Linked DNA regions of Homo sapiens: all the other regions are linked to region 1. The links are chromatin contacts, found by Hi-C in ENCODE. All regions are on one chromosome and are shown on one strand. Each heading gives the region's core, a stretch centred on a gene start or an enhancer-like site at or near the end of the contact. The rest is flanking DNA. Distances are from core to core; before and after follow the strand shown.

Evidence for each region. Hi-C counts contacts between places; a loop is a spot of excess contacts on that map. Pooled maps may share reads with other maps.
Region 2: a map of B cell shows a loop between it and region 1 (2.6-fold over the local background). The contact joins the enhancer-like site here to the promoter of BANK1 in region 1. A Hi-C loop is called at or near these places in 1 of 168 maps with a recorded cell type or tissue (B cell), 2 of 37 single-sample maps with no recorded cell type and 5 of 50 pooled maps.
Region 3: a map with no recorded cell type shows a loop between it and region 1 (14-fold over the local background). The contact joins the enhancer-like site here to the promoter of BANK1 in region 1. A Hi-C loop is called at or near these places in 29 of 37 single-sample maps with no recorded cell type and 6 of 50 pooled maps.
Region 4: a loop to region 1 is called in a map with no recorded cell type, with 4 times the contacts of the local background. The contact joins the promoter of NFKB1 here to the promoter of BANK1 in region 1. A Hi-C loop is called at or near these places in 3 of 37 single-sample maps with no recorded cell type and 3 of 50 pooled maps.
Region 5: a pooled map shows a loop between it and region 1 (6-fold over the local background). The contact joins the enhancer-like site here to the promoter of BANK1 in region 1. A Hi-C loop is called at or near these places in 2 of 37 single-sample maps with no recorded cell type and 7 of 50 pooled maps.

What each region holds. Positions count from the first base shown.
Region 1 is chr4:101,788,999-101,792,703 of GRCh38, reverse strand. BANK1 (B cell scaffold protein with ankyrin repeats 1) reads right to left here and starts at 1,974. Exons shown (of 17, transcript NM_017935.5): 1 at 1,754-1,974. The coding sequence starts at 1,823. RefSeq lists a silencer at 1,698-1,887.
Region 2 is chr4:101,083,263-101,087,050 of GRCh38, reverse strand. It overlaps PPP3CA (protein phosphatase 3 catalytic subunit alpha), which reads left to right. Exons shown (of 14, transcript NM_000944.5): 7 at 3,788. Among named protein-coding and RNA genes, the nearest start is that of MIR8066, 160 kb to the left of the region's middle. Within about 2 kb of position 2,335, at least 3 of the 41 ENCODE cell types and tissues checked have a DNase peak (open chromatin) inside an H3K27ac peak, as active enhancers do; they include B cell, where a contact is called at or near this core.
Region 3 is chr4:101,017,893-101,021,445 of GRCh38, reverse strand. No RefSeq gene overlaps it. Among named protein-coding and RNA genes, the nearest start is that of LINC01218, 140 kb to the right of the region's middle. Within about 2 kb of position 1,370, at least 12 of the 41 ENCODE cell types and tissues checked have a DNase peak (open chromatin) inside an H3K27ac peak, as active enhancers do.
Region 4 is chr4:102,499,539-102,503,321 of GRCh38, reverse strand. NFKB1 (nuclear factor kappa B subunit 1) reads right to left here and starts at 1,963. Exons shown (of 24, transcript NM_003998.4): 1 at 1,534-1,963. It overlaps NFKB1-AS1 (NFKB1 antisense RNA 1), which reads left to right and starts at 836. Exons shown (of 5, transcript NR_136202.1): 1 at 836-883. RefSeq lists an enhancer at 1,284-1,333 and silencers at 1,444-2,013, 2,024-2,283.
Region 5 is chr4:102,428,807-102,432,511 of GRCh38, reverse strand. The region is part of intron 2 of NFKB1-AS1 (NFKB1 antisense RNA 1); the gene reads left to right. Among named protein-coding and RNA genes, the nearest start is that of NFKB1, 71 kb to the left of the region's middle. Within about 2 kb of position 1,332, at least 31 of the 41 ENCODE cell types and tissues checked have a DNase peak (open chromatin) inside an H3K27ac peak, as active enhancers do.

The DNA of each region.
Region 1 (3,705 bases), core at 725-3,224:
TACCATTTTACATTCTTATTACTACTACATGACTCTTGGCAGGGAATAAAAGTTTGTTAAGTTAATGAATGGGTGACCTTCAAATAATTACTAGTTATGAAACCATGAGCAACTCACACTCTGGATCTCAGTGCTCTCTTCTCTAAATGAGGCAGTTGGACCAATTGACCCCCAATGTGCCATATTAAGATAGTTGTTGGAGAGAGAGGGAGCTCTTCATTAAAAAAAAAAAAACACACACACACACACACACACACACACAAACCACTGGATTTATAAAAGCTAGAAGATTACTCATATCAAGAATATGGGCATGGGATAATGTCAAAAGACAATTCGTTTTTAGAAAAGTTTCATTATGTTGGCCAGAAAAGGAAGTAACTGAAGCAAGTGATAAATACTGCATGGAGAAGGACCCAAGGAGTTGGGAGGGGCGGGGCGGGGGGGGAGCGGAATGCATGGGAGGAACAAGAATAATTGGAATGCTATAAATATTGATTCACATTACTCTTGCATTATTCACAATAGCAAGTGCCTCAAAGTATTGCTTAGTATCAAGTGAAATAAAAGGCATTTTCTGCCTAAACTGTTTAATCTAGAAGTTTGAAACAAACTGTACCCCATTCTCTAACAAAATTGTTAAACTGAAATTACAAAAGAGGTAACCTGCTCAAAGTTTGAAAGACATGGTTGGTTTATTTATAGATGCTAGCAAAGTCTGCTCTGCTGAAGACCATCAGAGCCACAGTTTTCAAGAATGTCAATATGCAATAGTTAAAATATTAATAATATTAAGTTATGGGCTCTAAGTCCTTTCTTGTCACTTTTCATTGACACAAATATACTTCTTATTTAACTGAAAGCAATCCCTAAAGCTTATTTATGTAAAAATGCACTAGCCAACAGAAATAGCTACAACCAAAATTACATTACCTAAAAAATTCTAGAAAGGTATGAGAAATTTATTTCTATTCAGCAAATTAAGAAACTTTCACTCAGAATATACTTTCTTGTTGCATTTCTCACCACGAACACTCCAGTAATATTAATACCTAAGTGAAGTTTTTTAATTTAAAAAACATTTTTATATCACTGAGTAATTTGCAAATGCATTTGAAATGCTTCAAAAAGAACTAAATAAAACTGCCTTAACGTCCATTTGAAAATATAAATCTACTTCTGCATTCAACCAAGTTGACCGTTTTCCTTTGACCAAGTTAGTAAAGCCAGTGGAGTAGGGAGGTGGTGTTGGTAGAGTTTCTCTGCAAAGCCACCTGCCAAGAAGCAGGGCTACCAATTCACCAGGCTGGGATTTGTCAGGCCGGGCAGGTAAATGCGTGACGCTACACATGAGCGGTTTTTCTGTGCTTACCGACTGTTGAAAATAATTACGTATAATTTTAAACGCGCATTGCTTTAAAACAGGTTGCAAAGTGATTTTAGAAACTACAGGACCCTGACCCGGGTGCTGGGGAAAGTTCCAGCTCCTCAGAAGTTGCAGACACTGAGGGTAGCCCGCTGGCCAGAACTCCCAGCGCGCTCCCTCCTCGTGGCGTCCAGATGCCCCTCAGAGAAGTCAGGGACAGAAGAACCCTCTGGGCTGCCTGGCGGCAGGATAAAAAGGAGAAGCCCTGTCTCAGGGACGCCCTGGCCTCAGTGCCCGAGTGCAGTTGTCTAACGATGGCCCGTGGTCTCCGCAGAGCCCCGTAGCCCGGCCTCGGCGTCAAGCCCCTCCGAATGCGCGACTACCCACCTGGGGGCGCTGGGCCGCAGGGGGCGGGGTCCGGGCTCCCAAGCCCCTTGCCTGGCGCTGCTGGCAGCATTGTGGCGGTTGAAGCCGAGGGGCCTGCGCACTGCTGCCCGCCGAGCGCTACCTGGACTCTCCCGGCCAGAGACTCCCCGCGATTTTCTCTTCCTTTGGCCCTCGGCTCTCCCCAGCCCGCTTGCCACCCGCGGAGGCTGCGGCCAGGTCTCAGGAAACGCAGCCCCGGGGCTCATGCCCGCAAGGCCAGGGCTCCGCTCTGCTGGGCGCCCAGAGGAAGTGAAACTGCTCAGGGGCCTGCTCTTACATCCCTTCTCAAAAGGCCGCTTTGGTTTCTTATAACACTTCTGCGCCTGTTTCCTTCCTCACCTTTTCATCCTAGGATATATTTAGACCGCTGTTATTGTAGCTCTCCTTGTCCCTTTCTAGGTCTTCCATACTGCCATACTGCCCCCACTTCCAGGCAGACGTAGGGAAACCAGAAGTGAACATTTGCTGGAAAGAAAGAATAATTAGATAGATAGATGAGTAGGTACACAGATGATAGATACATACATATAGAAATGAAGATACAGATAATACTGTAACTTTTAAAATATTTCATTTTACACAGACTTTCTAGGCTAGGTTCATAAATTGAAAAGTGATTTAAAATTCCATATAAAATGTATTTCTTACTCCTGCTCCAACTCAAAAATAGACCCAGTAAAAAATTATTTATGGCTCTAAATACCCTCTCCAAACAAGAGTTTGTTTGCTTGTTTTTAAGATGGAGATATATCAAAGGAGTTGTCCCAGAACCTTAAAGTGAATGTCTCTCTCTCAAGCATGTCTAAACTAGTCATTTGCCTTTTGAAGTTGAATATATTTTTTGAATATCAATTTGGTAATAATACATAGTTTAAATGTTCCTCTCCTCTTCCTATAAAAGGAAGGCTTTCTTTGAAACTTTCTCTCGGATGAAGTGCTTTTTAGTAATAATATAAATATCAAGTATCAAAAAAAGTTAATTTTTTCACATAAATGAACTTATTAGAACTTTATAACATAATGTAGAAAACTTGGAGAAGTATGCGAAATGTCCAAAAAACTTGAAAACAATTATAGATTGTATTGTATTTATCTGGTTTCCAGTAGTTTCTTTAACATCATTATTAATTTTATGTTGATTTTCTGAACTTTATATAATGGAACAAAAGATTTCATCTAACTTATGAAATATTATATTGAAAAAAATGGTTGTCTTCTATATATGCCTGTTAACAGAGAGACTTCAGTGTAATAGGCAAAAACAAATTTGGATTGCAGGGTTTGGGTGTTGTTCAGTGTTTCAGAAACTCAATTCTTAGGAAAGTATGTCTTAAACCCATTGGAGAAAAGAATATTCTAACTGATGCATCTGCTGGTATACGTATTCCTGACAAGAGCTACTTTAGCCAACATGAACACTCCAGATGATGCTCCCCAATTAAGTATCCAGATCTTCAAAGGCACCCATTTATGCACACGAAAACTTGTTAATAAAGACAGTGTTCAGATAGGAACTTGTATCTGTCACATATACAGGACAGCCTTCTTGTATGAAGAGCCCTGGATTGGAAGTCAGAAGGTTGCAGCTGCCATCCTGACTCTGCTCCACAATATCTGGGTGTTTGGAGCAATTCTTAATATTTCTGAGCCTTGCGTATCTCATCTAATTTATTCATTATTAATGAATAAATTAAAATTACTGTATTCGAGTTTCTGCCAGATATAAAATGTTATAACACTGTCTCCTAATAAAACTATAGAAAATAAGATTTATAATATGAAAATTAAGTATATTTTCAGAAGCTCATTTCCACTACTTATGTCAAATGATGCTAGTAAATAGAAAAAAGAAAGTAAAAACTGCTGAAAATTGTGGGCTGTTTTTTTTTTAAAAAAAATAAGATTATGTGTTA
Region 2 (3,788 bases), core at 1,086-3,585, 710 kb after region 1:
CTGGAAGAGGAGAAGGACACCAAAGAGACTGTGGCTTCCTCCTTGTGTATTGGCAGGGGATTGCAGGCTGCCTGCCTCTGCTTTGCCAAAGCACTGAGGGAGGAGGGAAAGAAACCCTTTGCATCTCTCACCTGCTTGACTGCCCCTATTGAAGCTACTTCAGCAATTGAGCATAAGCCCCAATAAGCTGACAGATTGCTGCTAAGCATTTAAGATATGAAAATGCAAATGAAAAAGCGGTGTTCCTCTCCTAAGGCATTCACTATTGCTGGAGCACAGAAGTAGAAATATAATTTACACTACAACATGATAAGTGATATATTAGATACATATATTGTAGGAACACAGTGGATACAGCAGTTGTGTACACCTTAGGTGAGATAGCCTTGAAGAGAATGCTTCACAGGTGATAACTTGTGAAGACTTGGCAGAAGAATAGGCCTTTCCAGGAGGAAAAACTGCACAGGGAAAGTATCCATAAAGGCATAAAAACATTTAAAAAAAAAACATTTTAATAATGCCCACTAGCTATGTCATGGCTAAAGAGTCTTACATCTGGGAGATTAAACTCAAGGTTGAAAATATAGTTCAATATGATATAGAAACAAATACAAGAGAATAAACAGAATTAATCTAATAGTAACTGTTTGCTCTACTGCCAAGCCAATTTTTCTACCATTTATTACATTTTTTTCTTTTCTACCTTCCTTATCTTTGTTCCTATTCACTCAGCTTCTGATGATCCCTCTTCTTTTCCGAGCAGAATTCTAACCCCTTTCCTATCTACCAATCTGCATACGTCATTCTCTTTAATATATAACAAAAGATAGATATTTTTCAAAAAGATTTCTCTGATTAATTTCAGATGCTTTCTTGCTTGCTTTATAATATCTTTATAAAACTTCTATTTTATCTTCAATGTGTTTTATAATATAGTAATTTTTTAAAAATATTTTTTATAATGCTTTATGTTCCTAAGATAATAAATACCCTTAGGACAGAAACCTGCCTTGAACTTATACCGCCCCTCCCTGTAGCTAATACTGTCTTCTAACAAATGGAACAATCATCACTGGGCCTCTGCTAAATTACTGGGGAATAAGTGATTTTTCATCTCTTTGGGGTGTTTAGGTGTTAGCAATATGCTTTTCCTGCCGTTCTCTCTCTCTCGCTCTTTCTCTCTCTCTCTCTCTGTGTGTGTGTGTGTGTGTGTGTATATACGCAGTGCTTTTCAGCTTGAACATTTTGTGATTTGTGATAATTTCCATTAAAAAGCATAAAAGTGGAACAGAGTTTCTGTTTCTCTTTTCTAATACTATTAGAAACTTCTGTATATCCTAGGTAAATAGTTCAGCAACAGTGGGAATCTAGATGATATTCAAGTATTGTCTAGATCTATGAGGAAAATGTTGGTATTTCTTTGAAAAGCTGAGTATATGATGGCATATGTTTTGAAAATGTCTGAAGTTTTTCTTCAAAATGAATTCCCTCCAAGTCAATAATGCAAATACTCCTCACTTAATGCTGTTAACCTAGCAAATTGGCACTTGATTAATTTTATTTTTTTCAGATTTCCAATAAAAATCAGGTATATATTTTCATGGGGAAAAACTTAGCTTAAACACATAAGGGTATCAAACTTAGTGTGACGAAAATATTTTAAAATTATTCTTTCTTAAGAATAGTGTAAGTTGTTCCAAAAGGGCAAATAAGAAAGGGCAACTAAGTCGTTTACCAAGGGCAAAAAAGTGACAGACATAGTCAGGCAACCTGTCTGACAGTGGTAACAAGACAGTATACTTCTATACAGAGGCATTGCGAAGGCACAAGGAATTTAAGTGAAGGCCTCAAAAAAAGAAAAAAGATAGGGAAGGAACATTTATTGAGAACCTATTCTGTGCCCCTTAGCTGGGCCTTTTATAGCTAATATATACCAAACAAATCTGCTGTTTTTGAAAGACCAACCAGTATCTCTGAAAGTAAAGTGGTTTTTTCTTTGTTTTTGTTTTTGTTTTTTTTCTCTGACACACACTTACCTGGAAAGGTCGTATATTCACTTTTCTTTAAGCAGAACAGAAGCCTTTGAAGACACATGTTGGTCAACACCTGATTCTGGGTACCAGATGGGCATGTTTCCATGCAGAGACTGGGCCATCCTCTCCAGTTTCTAAGATACACTCATGTTCATCAGTTAGATGTTTTATTTATTGAATTGACTGGGGACAACTAGGAAGTGGAGGCCCCATGATTATCTCCTCTTTTTCTCCCTTTCTCTTACAAAACACACTACACATGGGCACATGAACAGAGACTGTTTTCAGTTTCAGATCCCTTTTTGCCAAAGAACTGAATCTTTTTTATAGTCAGTATCTCTATAACTGTATGTTATCTTTCTTTTTTTTTTTTTGAGATGGAGTTTCACTCTTGTCGCCCAGGCTGGAGTGCAATGGTGCGTTCTCGACTCACTGCAACCTCCACCTCCTGGGTTCAAGCGATTCTCCTGCCTCAGCCTCCCGAGTAGTTGGGATTACAGGCGCCCACCCCTAAGCCTGGCTAGTTTTTTGTATTTTTAGTAAGAGACAGGGTTTCACCACATTGGCAAGGCTGGTCTCGAACTCCTGACCTCAGGTGATCTGCCCGCCTCTGCCTCCCAAAGTGCTGGGATTACAGGTGTGACCCACGATGCCCGGCCAACTGTATGTTATCTTAATGATAATTTTTTCCTGTTGGTCAGGGAATTTGTACAAAATGTGTAACACAGAAACTATCTTTTCTTTTATAATAAATTATTTGAATAACATACATTACTAGAATGTTTCCCTGCAGTGCTATTTTTATAATTGATGAATGTTTTCAATGGTATATAGTTTAAGTTCTAGTGAATATTTGCAGTTTGAATATTGGTTTTCTGTACCTTGATTTGCATTGTCAAAAATTTATTTTTATAATACACATTTGTTTCATTAAAAGTTCTTAGAGCAGAGACATAATGACTGTAAAAGGTTTTTCAGGTTTAATTTATGATTTGAATTTCATTTATAATGAAGTTATTTGAGTTTGAGACTCTTAAAAGACAAACATAATTGTATATTGGATGTTTTATTTAGTCAAGATAGATAAGTCTTAAGATAAAGTTCTGCTGATCATATTTAAAGGACAAATTCTAAAGCCTTGTGAATATCCATAATTTTGTTTAGGTTTTGAATGATATAATCATCTTATTGTACCCATAATGTTAGATAAAGCAATAACTTGATTTCCCACCGTATGGGAGGAGTCTTAAATCTGGGAGATTATAGAAACAAAAATAATTAGGAGGCAGAAGAGAGCATATGTATTCTCTTCTGCCTGCAAACTCAGTTATCTCTGTTGTATACACATACATGCACACATATGCACAAATGGTGCAATATTTGAGAAAATTGAGACTTATATTTTAAATTCATTATCTTGTTATAGTTATGCTCCGTTCACTTTGTCTTTAAATGTAGACTTTTAAAAATTTATTTTTCTGAGAGTGGACACTTTCCTAATGTTTTATAATGGCTTATGTTTTTTCCCCCAGTTCATGCACCTCAACCCCTTTCTGATTATGTAAAAAGTACAGCTGTAGATGCTTTTTCTGCCACAAGGATAAACTTGGCCTTAGAGTCAAGAGGCTTGTTTCATGAATGATGTATGTTTGATTATCTTTGATCCAGTCACATAGATCTGGATGTTAGAGATAAATGTGCTACTCCTGATGATTTCCTAACAGATGCTTCCCTTTTCTTTTTGTCTCTGGCAGT
Region 3 (3,553 bases), core at 121-2,620, 770 kb after region 1:
ATATTTTCAAATCTTTTTATACCAATTGCTGGAAACATTTAGGCTTCTCAACAACTCCAGGTTGTCTGCAGGACTGTCCTGCAGAGAGTCTTACAAGGTGGCATGTAAGTGTATTCACGATCTGATTCCTGCCAATCTCATCTACCCCAAACTTGACCCTGAGCTTCGGCCATAGTGGACTTCTCACAATGTTCGGAAGACACCAGGCTTCCTCAATTCTCTGGGTCTGTATTCATGCATCTTCTATGTGCAGATTTCAGATGTGTCTTAAATACTGGAATGAGTCATTTCCTCCTCTCTAAGCACACAGTATCCTGTACTACCTCCGTTTTGACACTTAATCCACTGCATGTAATTGTTTATTGTCTGTCTGGCACTGCAGTGAGCATTGTTGCTATCTTTGCATTCTTAGGATGAAACACTGCCTGGCATAGTGTTTCTTGGAAGAAGGGGAGGTAGGGAAGGAGAAATAAAATATTTTTTGGCATGACCTTATGGTGTGGGCACTCCCAGATTCCAAATGGCAAACCATTATTGAAGAGCAGCTGAAACACTTACCCCAGTTCAATGTTACCTGTTCTTTCTCGTAAGAATTTCCTGGTCCCCAAAGGTCTGGAGTGGAGCCTACATTTTAATAAGCATCCACCAAAATTCTTGTGGATCAGACAAGTTTGAGAAACCTAGTCCAATTTATTTCTAAAGCTAACTTAAATTTCAGTTCTATATTTTTATTTCTACAGATTTTCTAGCACAGGCAAATATTTTACTGCTTAACACGGCTGTTACACAAGATTATGTATGATTAATTTAATTTTCATTTATAGTTGTTTAATGGATATGAATTTACACAAAAATGTGGGAATTATTTAAGTATGTAATACAACATTCACAACTGAAAAGGTTATGAGAAGAAAGCGGTGGTTTTGTTGTTGTTGTTGTTGTTTTAGTGTATTAGACTTCACCCAGAAAAAGGAGATAAGTGGTGGTGGAGTATCTGGAGATTCCTGGTGAAGAATCAATGAAAAAAGTTGCCTGTGCCTTGAAGAGAATGGAATGCTTTCATATTGAAAAGATTGCTTATTTCACACCACCCTACCTTACCATAACAACCACACCCATTATCACCATCAGCTTGCCAGAATTTGCTCACAAAATGCCTTTTGAATATATATTCAACACTGTTTACCTTCCGGAAGTTTTACCATGAGTCATTCCTTTGAGTTCAAAACACCTTCTCTAAAAATCTTTTTTTTTTTTTTTTAAGATACAAATCAGAGAAGGAAACCACCAACCTTTGTCAGCTATTAACATCTTAGTAAAATTTAACTCATATGTTTCTGACAGGGCTAGTCACAGACTAATAAAGATAGCTGTGTTTATAGAGAAGGGAAGGCCACAGCTGGAGAATGTGAGAGTGCTTGGGGAGAGGACTACCACCTGATCAACTGGGTGCATTATTGTGTAGCTATTTCTACTAGGCCTGTGGCAGAGAAAGGAGTACAGTGAAATTCAAGACAAAAATCTAGTCTCTCACAATATGCAGTGGCAGTGAAAATAAATCAATGTGTGTGCCACATGTACTCACTTCTGTATAGGGTTCTTGACACCAGTCCTGGCCTACAGTTAGGCCTGGGTTGGAATTTTTATAGCTCTGATACTTATTAGATGTCTGTGTGAACTTGAGAAACTAAGCTTCTTTAAATCTCATTTTCTCCCTGGTGATATGAAGGCAATGACAGTAATTAGTTCATAAGCTTTTCACGGGTTTCAAAAGGGATGATGCAAATAAAGTAGTAGGCATGGTGCCTGGCAGAAAGTAGGCACTCAGTAAACTTCAGTTATTGTTGTATTCAGCAGCATGCAGAGTCAAATGAGTGCTTCAGATATTCCGTAGGTGAAGATTGTGTATGCGTGTGTGAGCACCTGTGAGTGTGGTGGGCGGCTGAGAAGGTAGGTGTAGTCAGAAAAACCTAGGCAAAGCTGACTTGGTTGGAATCTTCCTACCTAGAGGAAAGCTGGAGAGGCTGCAGAGGGGGCAGGCATAGAGGGGGCTCCAGTGTGAGAGGAAAAAGTGAGAGCAGAGGAAAAGATCCAGAAAAATAGTGATATGTTGACCACTTGGTGAAAGCAAAGGAGGGGTGGGGCACAAAAAGTGATGAGAATGAGAAGCTAAGATGGAGCCAAATCAGTGTTTGTATCAGGAGGTATTTCGGCTGCAAGTAACAAAATACCTAACTGGGTTCAAACCACAGAGACATTTACAATTCCCAGACAAGGACATCTGCGACTTCGAGGACCCAAGGTTAGTTTGGTGGCTCAACAGCATCACTAAGGACTGAGGCTGTTTCTATCCTTCTCACACTATTCTTCTATTGGCTTCCGTCCTTGTGGTTGCAAGGATGGTCACAGCTCCTGGCATCACTTCCTCATGCAACACTGTTTCACTACTGGAAAATACTACCAAAGTAGCCTATAAATAAGACGAAACTGAATTCATTGCTTACCACAGTAATGTAACCACTACCTTGACAGAGGCATAGTAAATCTAGATGGGGAGGACAAAAGAATAATACTTATGATATATTTCTTTCTTTTTCTTTTTCTTTTTTTTTTTTTTTTTTTGAGATGGAGTCTCACTCTGTCTCCCAGGCTGGAGTGCAGTGGCGTGATCTCGGCTCACTGCAACCTCCGCTCCCGGGTTCACACCATTCTCCTGCCTCAGCCTCCCGAGTAGCTGGGACTACAGGCGCCCGCTACCACGCCTGGCTAATTTTTTTTGTATTTTTAGTAGAGATGGGGTTTCACTGTGTTAGCCAGGATGGTCTCGATCTCCTGACCTCGTGATCTGCCCGCCTCGGCCTCCCAAAGTGCTAGGATTACAGGTGTGAGCTACTGCGCCTGGCTACTTATATTTATTTTGGCTAAGGTGAATCTTTCCATGTAAGAGTCTAATAAGGATTGGACAAATTTTATGACTTTGTAATTTTAAAGTGGTAGAAACAACAAGGGGAGAATTACTAAGTGAATTTTGAAGAAATAACAGTAAGTAGGTAAAAATAATAGGTTTTTTTCCTCAAGTTTTTTAAGATATGTATACAATTGAAAACAAAAATTATAAAATTACAAGATGCTGATAAAAAAAATCAAAGAAAACCTACAAAATGGAAAGACACTGAGTTCATTAGAGCTCAGTTGATTGGAAGACTTACTGTAGCTAAGATGTCAATTCTCAAATGAATTGGCTGTCTAGATTTAATGCAATCCCAATCAAAACCCTGGCAAGTTTTCCTTGCAGATATAGACAAACTGATTCTAAAATCTATGTATTGTAGAAAGATTAAAGAACTAGAATAGCCAAAATGTTTTTCAAAGTCCAACAAAGTTGGAAGATTCACATTAGCCAGTTTTAAAATTTACTCCAAATCTATAGTAATAAAAAATGTGGTATTGATGGAAGGATGGAGACATAAATTTGTGGAACACAGCAGAAGGTCCAGAGATAGACTCACAAATGGTCAATCGAGAAATGTACAAAGATATTTCAATGGTGAAT
Region 4 (3,783 bases), core at 714-3,213, 710 kb before region 1:
TAGGAATTGCAGGTGTATCAATATGGATGAATAATCTCAGATTCCAAGTCTCCATTAATCGTACATGTTCTTTCCATTTTAGCAATTCAATTAAATCATGAATGTAAAATTCTACAGGAAACAAATCTTTTTATTTCCTGTCTTCCCAAGTTTATAAACTCAAAAAAGTACATTGCTTCAAATTTAAATACATACATTTAAATACATAATTCCTATAGTGCCTCAAACAGTAAAAGGATTCATCTCTAGAAAGCACAATATTAAAATCAGAAAAACAACATACTTTAGTTTTAAGTTTCCCTTTTAAAGTTTTAACAAACACGAATGCAGTTTAAACTGCTTGACAATATTCAGTTGTGGGATTCTGCTAGAAAAAAATTATTGAATATCTTGACCCTAACCTTTACTATTTACTAAAAGATCACCAGTATGTAGAATATTTTGATGCCAGAGCTATTAAATGTTTTAGTAATACCATAAGCATTTTTTCAGATTATGAGCTTTATAAAAAAATCTTTGAGTTAAATATGGTTATTTCATAAACTGTAATGCTGAAAACCTCTACTTAACAAAGTCCATGAACATGTCAATCTTGATAATTAAATCCTGTATCATTAAGTCCCATTTGAGTTTCAGGATAAACCAGCAAGTCAGGGCAAACATTCCCTGGTGTCTGTTTTTAAGGACCATAGAAAAACTTGCATTTAGGATAGGCCTTGTTTTTACATTATTTTTGTTTCAGCGGTCATGCATAATGCATGGTGGCACTGTCCAAGAGTTTTACATAATCAAGTCTAAAAAGTGCTCTAAGTATCCAGGTAGGTAATTTATTTTCTCTCTCAAATGCCAGGCCCCGGAGGATCAGAATCAAGTCCTATAGCAGGTGACTATATCGTGTGTGTGTGTGTGTGTGTGTGTGTGTGTGTGTGTGCGCGCGCGCGCGCGCACGGAGGGGGGGAGGGGGGAGAGAGAGAGAGACAGAGAGCGAGCCAGGTTTCTTTTAGAAGTAGGAGAGGGATGAATAGACTCTCCTATTCAATTCTGGGGAGCTGGGGAGGGCTTTCCCAGCCAAGAGGACTGACAAGCACTTCTGCTTTCATTTCATGGAACGCCCTTAGGTGAAATCTGGTTCTGCACTGCACCAACCACCTTCCCTCTCTCCTCCGCGCCGCAGCGCACTCCAACCTTCTCACCATCCCCCAGGTGGGGCTGGGGTTGGGGATTTTAAAAGTTTGTAAGAGTTCCCCTCCGGTTCGCGTTCCCGCCCCGCGGAGGGACGTGAAGAGAAATGACCGCCGGGCGGCCGCGGCCCTTCGGCCGACTAGCCCCTGCGAGGTCCGGATGTGTCTTTCCCCGCTGTCGCTAATCCCATGTGCCTCTCAGCTACTGTCAACCTCCTCCCACGGTCTAGCCCAGCGGTTAGCGCAGGAATGAGGAAGTCCGAGTGGGGCTGGAGGGGGTGCGGAGGGCTGGGCGGCAGGACTTGGGCCACGCGTCCCCTGCCGGGCCCCCACTCGCCCGAGTTTGGCTTACCCGGGTGGCGAGTCCGCGTTCGGCCTCCTGGCGCGGGTGGGCTCTCCCTCCTAAGCGGCGCGGGCCTGCCGGCTGGAGAAGGAAGAGGCGGCGGCAGGCCGGAGCCCGGGCGGGCCCGAGTGCGGGTCGGGGCGAGCGGGAGCGCGGCGGGGCCGGGCCAGGCCAGTCAGCGCCGCGCCATGGCCGCAGCGCGGGCGGAGGGAAGCGCAGGGCGCGCGGTGGCCGGGCGGCGGCGCCGCCTTACTGGCCGGGCGGCTGCGGCCTCGGCGGCGCTGGGCTCCGGGAGCGGGGCCGGTGGCTGCGTGCAGGCCGAGGGCTGCGGCGGCTGGCGGCCCGACCGACGGGAAGGGCAGGGGAAGCTGTCAGCGCGTCGCCGGGCCGCTCCGGTGGCGAAACCTCCTCTTCCTGCCCCGGCTCGCTGGTGCACTTCTCTCTCTTTCTGTCTCGCTCACTCTCTCACTTCCTGGCTGGAAATTCCCACTGACGTCGAGAGAGCATACAGACAGACGGACACACGCGCGCACGCAGCGGGGGCGGGAGGTAGGGTCGCTGCCGGGGGTGGGGGAAGCCCGCACTTCTAGGGGCGCTGTGCGCCCCCGGCCCGGCCTTGCCGCTCGCCTCGGCTCCCGCCCCTCGGGGCCGCTTCGGGGCGCCGGGCGAGGGGCGCGCGTTAGGCGGCCTGGACGCCGCGGCCCCTGCGGGGCTCTGGCTTCCTAGCAGGGCGCTCCCGAATCCCAAGGGCTGGAGCCGGTAGGGAAGCCCCCAGGAAGCGCCTGCCGGGCCCAATCAATGGTCGGGGAACGCAGGCAGCACGGAGGCGGCGGCGGTGGCAGTGCCGCTGATAGAGTCATGCGGTCCATAGCCCCTAAGGGCAGGCCCGAGCAGCTGGAGGGTCGGCATGGATCCAAGCATGCCAGATATAAAAATAAAGCTCATCTGTATATTCCATTTAAGCGTGTCTCAGTTACATTCACATCTCTTCACAGATTAAACTACAATTTCGTTATCATAAACGACTTGTGCCCAGTAAAGTATAACCCTCTACTGGTTTTTGGTGCGGTCTTAAATCTCCTGGTTATAGAGCAGTTACTCAGAATGTTCATCTACAAGGCATTGTTAGGCCTTTATGATAATTACTGTGGATAGAATTATAGTGATGGTGGTAGCAATGGTTTTGGTTCACAGCTCATAAAATACTGATCTGGCAGAGGGGAGTTTTCTTTTTCTCTGAAGAGACCGCTACTGGCACCCACTGACAGGCCTCCCAGTGGCCACCATTCACTGGCATCTGAGCTGCTTTAGTGCTGGGCACTGTATTAGGTACAGGCTGGGGATACCTTCGGGTGGATTACCTCCCCACATAAGAAAGCTTGAGCCGAAATATATATTTTAGAGCTCATTGTTTCACTACTGGGTGGAGTGACAACTGAAAGCTTAGCTTTAAAACATCAGTAATCAGGTCCTCACCAGGCAATATTGCAGTGGCATTTAGATTGCTTATGGCATGTTCATCCTAGTCCTTTCGTGCCCACTCTCCATCCTCCTCCTCCAGTAGGTTATAAAAACCTTCTTGGTGGAGTGTTTTTCTGGAAAAAAAAAATAAACAAAAAAAACCCACACACACAAAAACCCAGCGATCCATTTGATTGCCTATGAGGTGAGTCTCCGAGGCGACCTTGGAGGCCCCAACAGTCGACCTTTAAGTGATCTCATTTAGCTCCGGGAGGCTGAGCAGCTGGAATTTAGAGGATCCATAAAGACTGAACACAATGACTTTTTAAGAAATTCTGTGAGCCGGGTGCGGTGGCTCACACCTGTAATCCCAGCACTTTGGGAGGCCAAGGCGGGTGGATCCCCTGAGGTCAGGAGTTTGAGACCAGCCTGACCAATATGGTGAAACCCCATCTCTACTAACAATACAAAAAAATTAGCCGGGCGTGGTGGCGGGCGCCTGTAATCCCAGCTACTCCAGAGGCTGAGGCAGGAGAATCGCTTGAACCCTGGAGGCAGAGGTTGCAGTGAGCCAAGATTGCGCCACTGCACTCCAGCCTGGGCGAGACAGAGCGATACTCTGAGAAAGAAAGAAAGAGAGAGGGAGGGAGAGAGGGAGGGAGGGAGGGAGGTGTGAGCATACACACTCTACTTTTCATTCTGCAAGGGGTGGCAGCCCCATTACCAAAAGATAGATAAATACAATTGTTATAAGAGTAGAGCCAGTGTGACATATTTGGGAGTAAAAAATGAAGAGCG
Region 5 (3,705 bases), core at 83-2,582, 640 kb before region 1:
TGTTAAAGGCAGGGTCTCTGTCCAAAAATGGGCTAGGATATTAAAGGTAAATGAGCATTCCTTTACTTCTTGTCTCAAACCTACCTAGTAGAGGCAGATGTCAGAAGCAAGAGCCCAAAGGAGAAATTAATACATTAACTAGAGTTGGGGCTTCATGCTCCTGCTAACGTTTTTTGTGTGCCTGGTGATCCTTTGACAGTTTTGGAAGATCTGGATTTTGTTTATATTAAGGAAAAGACAAATTTCTATACAAAAAGCCATGGCTCTGTTGGATGCTGATATATCATGTAGCACTTGCTGTTTCCAACTAGGAAAACCTCCTGAACAATGCATCTTGGATTTGTATTTCAGGATGGCATAGAGTATTTCTTTCTGATTGCCAGGATAAATTAGGAAGAGCCCTTAGCCTCAGAAGCAGGATAAAAGGGAGATAGAATGAAAGTCATAGCCCTCCCCTGCCAATATTTCTTCTTTAGCCATTGAAGACAGTACATAAATGAACCTAAGCTGACTCGTTGCCTAAATTTCTCATTGTTTTTTCTGCCTCTAAGTCTTTACTTAGTAAAATTTTGTTAATTAGTAATTATATAGAATCAATACAGTTGGATCCTACTGTGCTAATCACAGGACTTTAGTAGAAGAAGAAAAAATTGGTGAGATTCTTTTGCCTAGGTTGGGCATGCTAATAAAGGAAGCAAGTAGTTATTTTAATATTTTGCTTCTATTTGAGAAATAAATGATGATTAAAAGCATACTTTTTAATGCAATCAGTCTATGTTACAAAGCATATTATTTTAAAAACTGTAGTAATTTTTTTTACTTTTCAACAAAGTTATACCATAAAAAATAGATACTGCCTTTGAACATGAATAAACAATTTTAAAGGGAAATATACTGCCATCTAGTGTCTAACTTTCAGAATATCTGAATTACTGTATTTAGAAATATTTACAACACCGGTAGTACCACATGGTGGCACTATAGACATGTACATTAAAGGGACAACGCCAAATTTATGGGCTATCTGTTTTATCTTGGTCCATAAGTGTTTGTTAAATGTGGCAAATACATTATTTTCCTTTTTAGGTTAGCACTTTATATTTTCTAAGAAAACCTTACATATTTTTGGTACTGCTCTTTTTTTTTTTTTTTTTTTTTTTTGAGGCGGAATCTCTCTCGCCCAGGCTGGAGTGCAGTGGCGCGATCTCAGCTCACTGCAAGCTCCGCCTCCCGGGTTCACGCCATTCTCCCGCCTCAGCCTCCCTCAGCGTCCGGAGTAGCTAGGACTACAGGCGCCCGCTACCACGCCCGGCTAATTTTTTTGTAGTTTTAGTAGAGACGGGGTTTCACCGTGTTAGCCAGGATGGTCTCCATCTCCTGACCTCGTGATCCGCCCGCCTCGGCCTCCCAAAGCGTTGGGATTACAGGAGTGAGCCACCGCGCCCGGCCGGTACTGCTCTTTAAATTTTCATAAGTCAGAAAAAACTCGAATACCTTTATATTTAATTCCTGGTTTGTGAAGTTTTAGGGCTTTAAATACTTTAAACTATATTGTCCTTTCACCTCTTTCCCCCCCTTATTCGGATAACTATAACCGAAACCAGCTTCAACACGGAGAAAAAGGTTTAAAACATTTGCACAAATACTAAATGCAAATATGCAACACATTTCCCACATAATCTAAAAGAAAAAAGAAAAACAACTCAGATGAGACTATCTTATAACAGGGCTCTTTGTATTTAGAAAGTGTGGTGGTGGTGGGGACAACTTCTGTTTTAAGTGCTAAATCCAGTGGGAAAAATTTGCCTCCTCACAAGAACATTTGCCTGAGATGCTGATTCATTACAAAGGGACACAGAGCTTTGGGTTCAGAAAATAAAGAATGCTTCATATGGAAAATTTTGTAATTTATTATGTGAGCATGCTTCAGGTTTCACTTTGCTTTTGGTATCATCAAATGTTGTAGTAGTAACTGTACGAAATGAAATTCATTCTATTTACTCTAATAAGCAGATTCTTGAAGAAACTGCTCTCATAAGCTAAGGTTCCTTATGATTCTGCAAGGAAGAGAAGACTAAAGCAAATCACTGTCTGAAAACATAACAGCTGGCTAAAGTAAGCATTGAACAACACTAAGCACTTCAAAACATCAAGTAAAATTTTGGCATTTAGTATCACATAATGTATATGATCTATATAATATAATATAATATATACATACATAATATCTAGTATAGTGTTTGCAGTTTTGTAAGTCTAATGTATTACAAGAAGCTTAAGATGTAATTATAATGATTTTTATCTAAACACAATTGCTAGTGAAATAGGAAGACTAATTGCCAAAATACTTATTTGGTGTATTCTCTCATCAGTGGTTATCAAGATTTTAAAAACTTATGAGAAATGAGTTCCAAGAGCTTAATCCAGAGTAATACAAGTTTACTTGTTTTGCTTAGCTTTCTTTATCATCCTCTTTGGCTTCTATTCCAAATCTTCATCATTTCCTCAACATTTAACTGCCAATGTTCTCAGTAAACCACCTTGTTAATCTGCTTTTTTTTCTTTTTTTTTTTTTTTTTTGAGATGGAGTCTCGCTGTGTCGCCAGGCTGCAGTGCAGTGACGCGATCTTGGCTAACTGCAACCTCCGCCTTCCGGGTTCAAGCGATTCTCCTGCCTCAGGCTCCCAAAAACCACCTTGTTTCTTACTTGAGAAAGTTACAGTCATCCATCAATTGTCCACCCTGCCCAGCACTTACTAATATATAGACACTTTCTTAACTCCTTTCCACATATTTGGAGGATGATGTGTCCTTCTAGCACAAAGCCAAGCCCTCTCCTGGAGCCCTTGATTCCATTTCTTTCCTCCCCATCTCCATTCCTGGAATGTTGCTTCATCAGTCATTCCCACTCTGTTCTTATCTTCCACCTTAGCCCTTCTGTTGGCTCCAATCCTGAGTCCATACACCCCAAATCTTTCTCATCCTTAAAAAATGAACAAACGAAATACCCCAAAACAACAAAAAATAAATTCTCATGACCACAAAACAAAACAAACACAGCAAACAGAAAGTCAGCCCTTTCTTGACCACAAATTCTCTTTTGTCTTTCATTCCATCTTTTTTCTTCCTTTTTGTCCATGAGTTGCCACTGCTTTTCCACTCCCTTTTCACTCCTTAACTGACTGATCTCTAATTTTCTCTCCCATCACTAGACTAATACAATTCGTGAATGTTGCCAATGATCATTTTAACTCATCTTATTGGCCCTACTTGCCAAATTTGGGAAAATTGGTCACAGCCTCTTCTTGAAACTGTTTGATGTTTGCCGCTTTCTGATAATCTCTTCTTGGTCTTCTCCTAATCTGCTCATTTCATAATTTTTTTTTTCCTGTTTGATTCTCAGATTTTCCCTCTTCCCCTTGTACATCAAAAAATTTTAAACCCAGGTTCTTTAGTGATCCACAGGCCTCCTGAAATTCTGTGCAAAAATTTGGGTCTTTGATTATGTGTAATTTTCTAATAAGAAAGTCCATAGTTTACAGCTATTCTCAAAAGCATTAATTTCTCTCCAAAAGTGTAATAACCATTGTTCTATGTGGTCTTGCAAGGCAATCTTGGCAATTAATTTAGTTTTTTAAACAACTGACATATATCAAGAGCATACTAAGCAAAAGTATAGTAATTTTCTTAAGTAACCCTCAATTA